Regions from separate parts of the Homo sapiens genome. Here region 2 is linked to region 1. The links are chromatin loops, found by intact Hi-C in ENCODE. Cell type or tissue: pancreas. All regions are shown on one strand. Links, peaks and the distances in the headings refer to the core of each region. The heading gives the core; the rest is flanking DNA. Region 1 holds the start of LOC105378612 (a long non-coding RNA gene). Region 2 has its middle 250 kb from the start of PRDM2.

Region 1 (5,381 bases), core at 205-5,204:
ATTTCTCCACAGCCTCGGCAGCATCTGTTGTTTCTTGACTTTTTAATAATCAAGAAGGCCTACATCTTTCGTTGATGATGGACAGGTTGAACCAAAATCTGGTTCCAAATCCAGTTGGTTTTGTCTTGTATTTCTTACTAGTTGATATATTGGTCAGTCTGCTTTCTGTTGCAAGTGATAAACCTCAAATTAGCTTAATTTTTAAAAAAGGAATTCATTGACTTGTGTAATAAAAAAGTTCAGGGATACATCTAACTTCAGGCACGATGTCATCAAGAAACGGTCCCTCTTCATCTCTTGACTGCCTGTTTTTGTTTTTGTTTTCTGTGTTGCCTTTATTCTAGGCCTCTGTTCCAGTGATGGCAAAGATGACCCCAAGCTGCTCCAGACTCACGTGCCTTACTGCCTATGCTTTGAAAACGACAGAGAGTGTTCCTTTCACAGAAAACCCTGTGGCCGGGTGTGGTGGCTCATGCCTGTAATCCCAGTACTTTGGGAGGCCAAGGTGGGCAGATCACCTGAGGTAGGGAGTTCAAGACCAGCCCGATCAATATGGAGAAACCCTGTCTCTACTAAAAATACAAAAAATAATTAGCCGGGCGTGGTGGCACATGCCTTGTAATCCCAGCTACTTGGGAGGCTGAGGCAGGAGAATCGCTTGAACCTGGGAGGTGGAGGTTGCAGTGAGCCGAGGTCGCACCATTGCCCTCCAGCCTGTGCAACAAGAGCGAAACTCCGTCTCAAAACAAGAACAACAACAACAAAAAACAACCCTGCAAAAATCTCCCACAGGGCAGATGAATCACTGATCCGTCTTCCCAGATGTAAAGCCATCGCCATGCCCTAGAAATGCTGAGCTCATTGGACAGGTAGCCATCCCTCAAGCACGGGAGGGCGTCTACATGGACCACACAGCCTGGAAGCAGGGAGGGGTAATTTCCCAAGAAAAATGTAGGATGCTGCTGTCAAAAAAAGTGGGGCCTGTCTGGGTGTGGTGGCTCACGCCTGTAATCCTCTCACTTTGGGAGGCCGAGGCGGGCGGATCACCTGAGGTCAGGAGTTTGAGACCAGCCTGGCCAACATGGTGAAACCCTGTCTCTACTAAAAATACAAAAATTAGCCAGGTGTGGTGATGTGCGCCTGTAATCCCAGCTACTCGGGAGGTTGAGGCAGGAGAATGGCTTGAACTCGGGAGGTGGAGGTTGCAGTGAGCCGAGATCGTGCTACTGCGCTCCAGCCTGGGCAACGAGCAAGACTCCATCTGAAAAAAAAAAAAAAAAGTGGGACATAATGCCTCATAGGTAAAAACAACACTTGTCCACTTCATATACTAACTTAAAAGTTCCTAATTCATAATTTGTGACATTGAGAATGGCAGCAAGCATTTGGTGGCTCTCCCAGGCAGCTCTGAAGATGCAGCTAGAACAAGGACTAGAAATCACAGACCGATCTCTCAGGGAAGTCTCCTTCCCAGGCTGCTTCCCAGGCTCACCCAACCAGCAAGTCCATTTGAAGCTGGAAGATTCTGTGTCCATTTGGGAGGTAGTCAACTATGAATTCCTCTCTCCACTTTGGCTGCTATTGTCAGGTAAGCATTCCTTTTTGTTGTGTTGCATTTGAATGTGTTACTAAGATTATTTCCAATAATACTTCATTGAGTTACTTCTTCATGGAGTATAGAAAATTCCTGATTTTTTTTTTTTGTACTTTTTAGTGGAGAGGGGGTTTCACTGTGTTAGCCAGGATGGTCTCGATCTTCTGACCTTGTGATCCGCCCGCCTCAGCCTCCCAAAGTGCTGGGATTACAGGCATGAGCCACCACGCCCGGCCTTTTTTTTTTTTTTTTTTTTTTTGTGAGACAGTGTCTCGCTTTGTCGCCCAGGCTAGAGTGCAGTGGTGTGACCTCAGCTCACTGCAACCTCCGCCTCCTGGGTTCAAGCGATTCTCCTGCCTCAGCCTCCCAGGTAGCTGGGACTACAGGTGCCCACCACCACACCCGGCTAATTTTTGTATTTTTAGTAGAGACAGGGTTTCATCATGTTGGCCAGGCTGGTCTCAAACTCCTGACCTCAGGTGATCCGCCTGCCTTAGCCTCCCAAAGTGCTGGGATTACAGGCGTGAGCCACTGCACCCAGCCTGAAAATTACTGATTTGTAAGGAAGAAGAAATCAAACTCTTTATGATTAGACCAGGTGCATCACAATTTGATCTTAAAAATCTGAACCTCTTATAGCTTCAGTGCTAAAATCATGCAGTGTCATCCCTTGAGTAGGAGGCTCAGGTTGGCTGTGAAACTCAACACACACAGCACCAGTCTTGATAGAAGTCGTTCTGATTGTATTATCAGAGCAAGGAAGAAATATTTTTATTATCATTCAGTGTTGAGAATGTTTTAGTTTCCCTTTTGTTTCCTCTACAATCTATGAGTTGTTTCTTTCTTCTTTTTTTTTTTTTTCTTTTTTGAGATGGAGTCTCGCTCTGTCACCCAGGCTGGAGTGCAATGGCACGATCTTGGCTCACTGCAACCTCCGCCTCCTGGGTTCAAGCGATTCTCCTGCCTCAGCCTCCCAAGTAGCTGGGATTACAGGCATGTGCCACCATGCCCGGCTCCTTTTGTATTTTTAGTAGAGACGGAGTTTCTCCATGTTGGTCAGGCTGGTCTCGAACTCCCGACCTCAGGTGATCCACCCCCCCTCGGCCTCCCAAAGTGCTGAGATTACAGGAATGAGCCATCGCGCCCAGCCAAGTTGTTTCTTAAAGTTATTTAGTTTTCCAGACATATGGTATTGCTGTGGTCATCTTTTGTTATTAAATCCTAATTTTATTGCATTATAGCTGAAAAACCTGGTCAATATGTTATGTATGATCCTGTTCCCTTGGAATTTATTGAGGTTTCTTTTATGGCCTAATTTATGGTCTATTTTTATTAATATTTTTTCCATATGTACTCAAAAATGTGCAGAAAAAGATGATATATTCTGGCCAGGCACAGTGGTTCATGCCTGTAATCCCAGCACTTCAGGAGGCCAAGGCAGGAGGATGGCTTGAGCTCGGGAGTTCAAGACCAGCCTGGGTAACAGCAAAATCCCATCTCTACAAAAAGTATTCATAAGGCCGGGCGCGGTGGCTCACGCCTGTAATCCCAGCACTTTGGGAGGCCGAGGCGGGTAGATCATGAAGTCAGGAGATCGAGACCATCCTGGCTAACAAGGTGAAACCCCGTCTCTACTAAAAATATAAAAAATTAGCCGGGCGCGGTGGCGGGCGCCTGTAGTCCCAGCTACTCGGGAGGCTGAGGCAGGAGAATGGCGTGAACCCGGGAAGCGGAGCTTGCAGTGAGCCGAGATTGCGCCACTGCAGTCCGCAGTCCGGCCTGGGCGACAGAGCGAGACTCCGTCTCAAAAAAAAAAAAAGTATTCATAAAAAAATTAGCCAGGCTTGGTGGCATGTGCCTGTGGTCCCAGCTACTCAGAAGGCTGAGGTGGGAGGATGGCTTGAGCCTAGGAGGCGGAGGTTGCAGTGAGCTGAGATCACACCACTGCACTTCAGCCTGGGCAACAGTGTGAGACTCTGTCTCAGAAAAAAAAAAAAAAAGGTATATTCTATTCTTTAATATACAGAGTTTCTTCTCCCTCTCACAACTGTATACATACATATTATACAAACATATATTAATATAAGTAATATGTATTCTATATAAACATATGCATGTGTACATATGTTTATATATGTATATTTATATAGCTTGAATTTATTAATTATATTTTTTAGATCTTTGCTATCTGTGTTTTTTTCCCAAAGAGAAGTTTTTGTTTTTCTTTTTAAGAGACTATGGGTCTTGCTGTGTTGCCCAGGCTGGACTCAAGCTCCTGGACTCAAATGATCCTCCTGCCTCAGTCTCTAGAGTAGCTGGGACTAGAGGTGGGCACCACCATGCCCAGCTTTTATCTGTATTTTTGATCTCCTTGTCCTATGAGTTTCTATGAAGGTTTGTTGACATCTCTAATGATACCTCTTGATTCATCTATGTTTTAAAACTCATTACTCATTGCTTGATAAATGTTGGAGCCGTAGAGTTAGCAGCATGTATGCTTACAATTGTACACTCTCAGTGAGAAGCAGGATGAAGAGGAGGCAGTTTGTCTGGACTGAGATCCACGAACCCTGGGAATCTGGAGGCAGAGGGTATTGTTGAGATGACCAGAAAGCAGCCAGTTGGCCCACATCTATTTCATCAAGTCCTCAGCCCAGTGGAGGTTTGTGCTGCCCTCAGACACCAGTGACCTGGGATTTCTGCAGTCAAGAGGGAGCTAATAATGGTGCCAGGGTCACTTGGGGGAAGAAGCAAGAGCAGGACTTAAGATCTTTCCCCCAGTCTGAGCTCTTCATGCCACCGCCAGCTGCTTCTGCCCCGGCTGGAATCACCAACATCCCACAGCCCCTCCTGGGCAGCTTCAGTTAGGATGTCTAACTTCAGTTCCTGTTTTCGTTTGTTTGTGGAAACCATACTCTCTGTTTTTTAAGAAATCGTTTCTCACAGGAGGCTGAGGCAGGAGAATCGCTTGAACTTGGGAGGAGGAGGTTGTGGTGAGCTCAGATCATGCCATTGCACTCCAGCCTGGGCAACAAGAGTGAAACTCCATCTCACAAAATAAAATAAAATAAAATAAAATAAAATAAAATATAAAATAAAAATCATTTCTCCAAGGTTGATTTTGGGGGCAAGGAAACTGCAACCTGCACTGGTTTGCCATTTTGACACAAATCAGAAAAATTACCCCTGCATCCAAAAAAAAAAAAAAGGTGTTCACTTAGTTTTCCCTTCAGTCATCTGTGGTACTTTCCTTCTCAGCCTATGTATTCAAAGTGTACTTACAGCTTAGTTTATTGCACCACATGCTCAAAGGATGTAATTCAGTGATAGAGATTTGATTATCTTTGCAATTTTAAAAATGAAGGTAGAGTTGGCATACCATAAAATCACTCCATTAAACTACACAATCCAGTGATTCTTAGCATATGCAGGAAGTTGGACAGCAATCACCAAATTGCAGAAAATTTTCATCACCCCAAAAGAATTGCAGAAAACGTGCATCACCCCATTTGCAGTCATTTCTTTCTGTCCTCAGCCCTGGCAACCACACATCTATTTTCTGTCTCTGTGGATTTGATTTGGTATTTTGGCTAATTTGTATACGTGCAATCATACAATATGTGGCTTTTGTGTCTGGCTTCTTTCACTAGTATAATGTTTTCAAGGTTCATTCTTACTGACTATTGGTGCTTCATTCTGTTTTACAACTAAATAATTTGCATTTTTGGGCTATTAGAAATGATGCTGTATTGAATCTCTGTGTGCAAATTTTTGTGTGAACATATGT
Region 2 (5,381 bases), core at 182-5,181, 270 kb after region 1:
GTAAAAGACATTACTAGATATAAAGAGAAACATTTCATAATAATAACAATAACAGGCTCAATCCACCTGAAAGATATACTATCTGGAAGATATGAATAAAAAATTTATGTGCAGGCTGGGCGTGGTGGCTCACACCTATAATACCAGCACTTTGGGAGGTCGAGGCAGATGGATCACCTGAGGTAAGAAGTTCGAGACCAGCCTGGCCAACATGGTGAAACCCCCATCTCTACTAAAAATACAACATTAGCAGGGAATGGTGGCCCATGCCTGTAATCCCAGTTACTCGGGAAGCTGAGGCAGGAGAATCACTTGAACCTGGGAGGCGGAGGTTGCAGTGAGCTGAGATGGCACCACTGCACTCCACCCTGGGCAACAGAGGGAGAGTCCGTCTCAAAAAAAAAAAAAAAAATTAGAATTGATCAGGAATGTGAGACTCCATCTCAAAAAAAAAAAAGTTCTGTGCACTTTGCTAATATCAACTCACAATATATATATAGCAATGAATGGTAAAACTAACAGTGTACCCACAATCATAGTTGGGAATTTTAACACAGCTGTTCCATAGGATGATTTTTTTAAATGACATTTGCTCTCAGTTTGTGTGTGTGTGTGTGTGTGTGTGTGTGTGTGAGAGAGAGAGAGAGAGAGAGAGAGAATGTTTTTAAACCTAAGTCTTTAGTACATTTTTTTATGAAGCCGGTGCCTGGTAGATGGGGTGAACTGGGATATTGGAATGCTGGTTCTGGCAAGGGCCACCTGAATTGGGGAAGATGCAGTGGTGTGGTTTTCAGAACATCCGAGATGGCTCCTATGCCTGCTTCCCTTCTCTGCCCAAGTCCCTATTGCTGGACTTCTGAGGAAGCACAGTTATGGGTCTTGGTTGTTTCCAAAAAAGGCCTCTCTCCAGCACCAAGAACTGCCAGATGGCAGTGGTTAGACAATCTGGGCTTCCAAGTCCTCAGGAGAGTCACTCAGACAGATGAAACTACCTTCCTATTTTTAAATAAACCCAGAGTTAGCTTTTCTGTATTCTTTCCCTGGTCAGCAATTTCTGGTGCTTTTCTATTAAGAAATGCATTCTTTTGGCTAACCCGAATCCCTCATGTCATGATTTAAGTGCCTTTATTCTAGTATGCTTACCACAGTCTTACTGATAGAAGAGGAGAAACATCACACAGCTGCCTTCTAAAGCATGGTTTTTGTTTTCTCAATCACAGAATGCATAGAGGCGAAGAGTTGCGATTCTGGAGCCAGTCTTCCTGGGTTTCAAAACGGGATTTTCCTCTTATTATCCATGTGACCTGGGACAAATTACTTTTCCTTCTCCCCATCCATAAAATAGAAATAAAGTGAGCAATTTGAGGATTAAGAAGAATCAAGAGCACAGAAGTCTGCCGACACCGTGATCAATACTAATCATTATGGTTATACTCACTGTAGAAAATTGGGAAATTCCAGGGAGTACGAGGAAGTTTAAAAATTCCCTATGACATTGTTTCACAACTGTCCCCTGCTCCAGTACCTAGGACAATCCTTGGGATCCTTAAGAAACACTTGTTGAACTAATATTCCAAAAGGGTCATGATCACCTGCTTGTGCCCTGTAATGTGTGTCAAAGATGCTAGATGGCTAAGGTATTATGATCCTGAGGTCACCTGACACTGTCTTTATCTGTGTTACTCCGTAACCCTACTTCCTAGCACTGCACCTGAGCCCTGTAAATGATGCCTCATATTTTAATATTAGGTAGTGTATTTTCATGTGTGTGGCTGCTGTTACGAATGACCACAAACTTAGTGGCTTACAACAACAGAAATGCATTCTTTCATGGTTCTGGAAGCCGGATGTCCAAAATTAAGGTATCAGTGGGGCTGCATTCTCTCTGGAGGCTTGGGGGGAGAATCCGTTCCTTGCCTCTTCCAGCTTCTGGTGGCTGTCCCATTCCCTGACCTGTGACTGCATCCCTCTGATCTCTGCCCCCATGGTCACTGTATTAGTCTGTTTTCACACTGCTATAAAGAAGTGCCTGAGACTTGGTAATTCATAAAGGAAAGAGGTTTAATTGACACACAGTTCCTCAGGGCTGGGGAAGCCTCAGGAAACTCACGATCATGGCAGAAGGGGAAGAAGGCACATCTTGCATGGGAGCAGGTGAGAGATAATGAGCAAGAGCAGGGAAAACTGCCTTCTAAAGCCATCAGCTCTTACGGGAACTCACTCAGCAGCTTGCCTAGGGTCACTCGGGTAGCAAGAGGCAAAATCGTGAGTGGACTCAAGATGCATGTTCTCACTCATGAGAACAGCATGGGGGAAACCGCCCCCGTGATCCAATCACCTCCCACCTGGTCCCTTCCTTGACACCTGGGCATGTGGGGATTATGGGGATTACAATTTGAGATGAGATTTGGGTGGGGACGCAGAGCCAAACCATATCAGTGACATTGCTTCCTCATCTGCAGTGTGTCTGTGTCAAGTCTCCCTCTGCCTCCCTCTTGTCAGGGCACTTGTGATTGCCCTTAGGGCTGTATTAGTCTGCCCTGGCTGCCGTAACAAATACTTCAGACTGGGGGCTTAAACAACAGAAATTTATCGTCTCACAGTTTTGGAGGCTGGAAGTCTCAGGTCAAGGTGTCAGCGGTGTTAGTCTTTTCTGAGTCCGTTCTCCTTGGCTGTAGACAGCCGTCTTCTCCCTGTATCTTCACGTGATCTTCCGTCTGTGTGTGCCTGTGTCCTAATCTCTTCTTATAAGGACACCAGTCATGTTGGATCAGAGCCCATCCTCAGGACCTCATTTCAATGACCTCTTTAAAGACCTTATCTCCAAACACAGTCGCACTCTGAGTTAGCTTTTCTGTATTCTTTCCCTGGTCAGCAATTTCTGGGGTTAGGATGTCAACATATGAATTTTGGGGGGATACAGTTTAGCTCATACCAAGGGCCCACTCAGATAATTCAGGATAATCTTTCCCATCTCAAGATCCTTAATGGCAAAGACTGCTTTTTCATTTGAGGTAACAGTCACAGATTCCAGGGGTTAAGAACTGATTTCTTGGTATGGTTCTATTTCATCCTACTACAGGTATAGAAGAGAAAGAGTGAAGGATTCTGGAAACGTCAGGCTGCTGAACCACCTTCATATGGTTTGGCTCTGTGTTCCCACCCAAATCTCACCTTGAATTGTAATGATCCCCACGTGTCAAGGGCAGGACCAGGTGGAGATAATTGAATCATGGGGGCGGTTTTCCCTATGCTGTTCCCCTGATAGTGATCAAGTTCTCACAAGATCTGATGGTTTTATAAGGGGCTTCCCCCTTCGCGGGGCACTCATTCTCTCTCCTGCCACCCTATGAAGAGATGCCTTCTGCCATGATTGTCAGTTTCCTGAGGCCTCCCCAGCCATGAAGAACTGTGTCAATTAAACCTCTTTTCGGTGTAAATTACCCAGTCTCTGGTATTTCTTCATAGCAGTGTGAGAACGGACTCATACACATCTGGTGTGGGGAAAGGGGGCAGTGGAGAGGCTTCTGCAGGATGGAACCTTCCTGTTTTGAGATCCAGTGTTGGCTTCTTGAGCCTTACCCCCAAGACCTCTTTGTGGCCATGAACCGTTCTTTTTTTTCTGCAAACAATCTTTTTCCTGTTGCAATGATGCTCAGTCCACCATCTCCTGGTTTTCATTCTGTATCTCTGGAAGCTTCTCCTCAGAAGTATTGCTGGCTCCTGTTTTGCTGTTATTTTCAGGAATGAAAATATGGCTCAAGGTTCTGCCCTAGGCCCCTTCCCATGTTACAGACATGAAAATGGAGGCTTAGAGAGCTAAGTAACTTGGCTAAGGTCACTCGGGTAGCAAGAGGCAAAATCGTGACTGGACTCAAGATGCATGACTCAGATGTCCCAGCATCGCCTCTCTGACGTACCCAGCATCCAGCATGTACTCTGTGTTCAATAAATACGCTGATAAATGCTGAGTAAAACAGAACTCAAACCCAGGTTTTCTGGATCTAATCTATTATTCTTTCCAGCCAGCATTCTGGTAAGAACATCATTTCCCCTCTCCTCTGTACCCAGAGGGAGCAGCTGTCCCAGAAATTGCAGTTACTCTCAAGATTTTTATTTTCAGCAGCTCTGATTTTTATGTTCAGGGACCACACTTAATTATTGCAAAACATCTGCTGGCACAAAGTGGCGTTTTGTTACTGAATCATTCCCAAGAACATCCCATGAGCTCTTGTACTTGGAGACAATTTCTGCAGGGGCCTGGGCCAGCAGAAATACCTCCTGTTTAAGAGGCAGCAGGGGAGACTTAGGGTTGACTGGCTTTGAAAGCAACCACTAATTAGATTGTTCAGGGCTTAAAAAATGATAAGGCTTCTCAATATCAGACAGCGGTCCTTATCAGATATTTAATAACCTCTGCATGACTTTCCGTGAGCATCTCTGTGTGACGAGGTGTTTTTAGGGTGAGATTTTTTTCCATGTCTATGGGGTTCCATAATGGCGATCATAACAGCTCACACTTTACTGAGCCCTTTTTCTGTGCCAAGCAGCGTCCTTAGCACTCCTTGAACTTCATCACATTCAAAAAGGTCTCCTATTATCCATATGAATATACCTTATGATGGAGAAGTAATCTGGGTCAGCTAGAAGTTGTCTTTCCCAAGGCTGAGCCAGCTGGCAAATGTGTGACAGAATCTAAACCCAGACAGGCAGACCCCAAAGCCCCATTCTCAACATCCATCCTCTAAGGTCAAAGGTAACGGGGAAGCTGCTGCTCAAAACACAGCCGAGACACCATCCAGTTTGGACCTGGGAGGATTCCCACTGCAACTGTTGACTATAAGACTGAGTTTGATGTGAGGAGGAACTTCATGGCTAAGATTTGGAGACACTGGGTCCGAGTAAGATTGAAAGGCCTTGGAATGGTGGGTAGGGGCCTTCCAGATCCCGCCCCTGCCTTGCTCTGCAGCCCCCTCTTCCAACACATCCCCACACCCCAGGGCTGAGCCTGCTCCCTGAGCCTTGCTCCCTCCCAGGCCTCTTCCTTTGCTTCATGCACCTGCTGCTTTGTTTGGGCTGCACTTCCTCCCTCTTGGCCTTTGTCATTGGGTGCCCAGGTTTTTCTCTGTCCCCGCCTCCTCCGATGGTCCTGCACAATGCTTCCTTGGTGTCCCTTATGCCTTCCAGACCTCCCTGGCCAGGCCAGTGCCCTTCCAGGTCACCTCTTCTGGCATCCCACATTGCCCCCACAGAGCACTTCCAGCTGTCCTTTTGTACCCATTTCTGGGATTTGATGGTCTCTCCTATCAGACTGTCAGCTCCATGAGGACAAGGACTGTGTCTGTTTCTCCTTATTGTATATCCCCAGCGTTCAGTGTACT

Evidence for each region. A loop is a pair of places that touch in the nucleus more often than their neighbours do. Peaks named below come from ENCODE experiments on the same cell type or tissue, not always from the same donor. Only the 100,000 strongest peaks of a DNase experiment are listed, where the experiment ranks them.
Region 2: it touches region 1 in a loop (4-fold over the local background); 13 of 110 quality-filtered maps call a loop at or near these places.

What each region holds. Positions count from the first base shown.
Region 1 is chr1:13,670,129-13,675,509 of GRCh38, forward strand. It overlaps LOC105378612 (a long non-coding RNA gene), which reads left to right and starts at 66. Exons shown (of 3, transcript XR_946968.2): 1 at 66-523; 2 at 1,402-1,588; 3 at 4,113-4,590. In pancreas, for the core only: no CTCF peak of the experiment used is centred there; no DNase peak of the experiment used is centred there.
Region 2 is chr1:13,945,079-13,950,459 of GRCh38, forward strand. It overlaps a transcript of KAZN not described here. Among named protein-coding and RNA genes, the nearest start is that of PRDM2, 250 kb to the left of the region's middle. RefSeq lists a silencer at 1,748-1,980. In pancreas, for the core only: no CTCF peak of the experiment used is centred there; no DNase peak of the experiment used is centred there.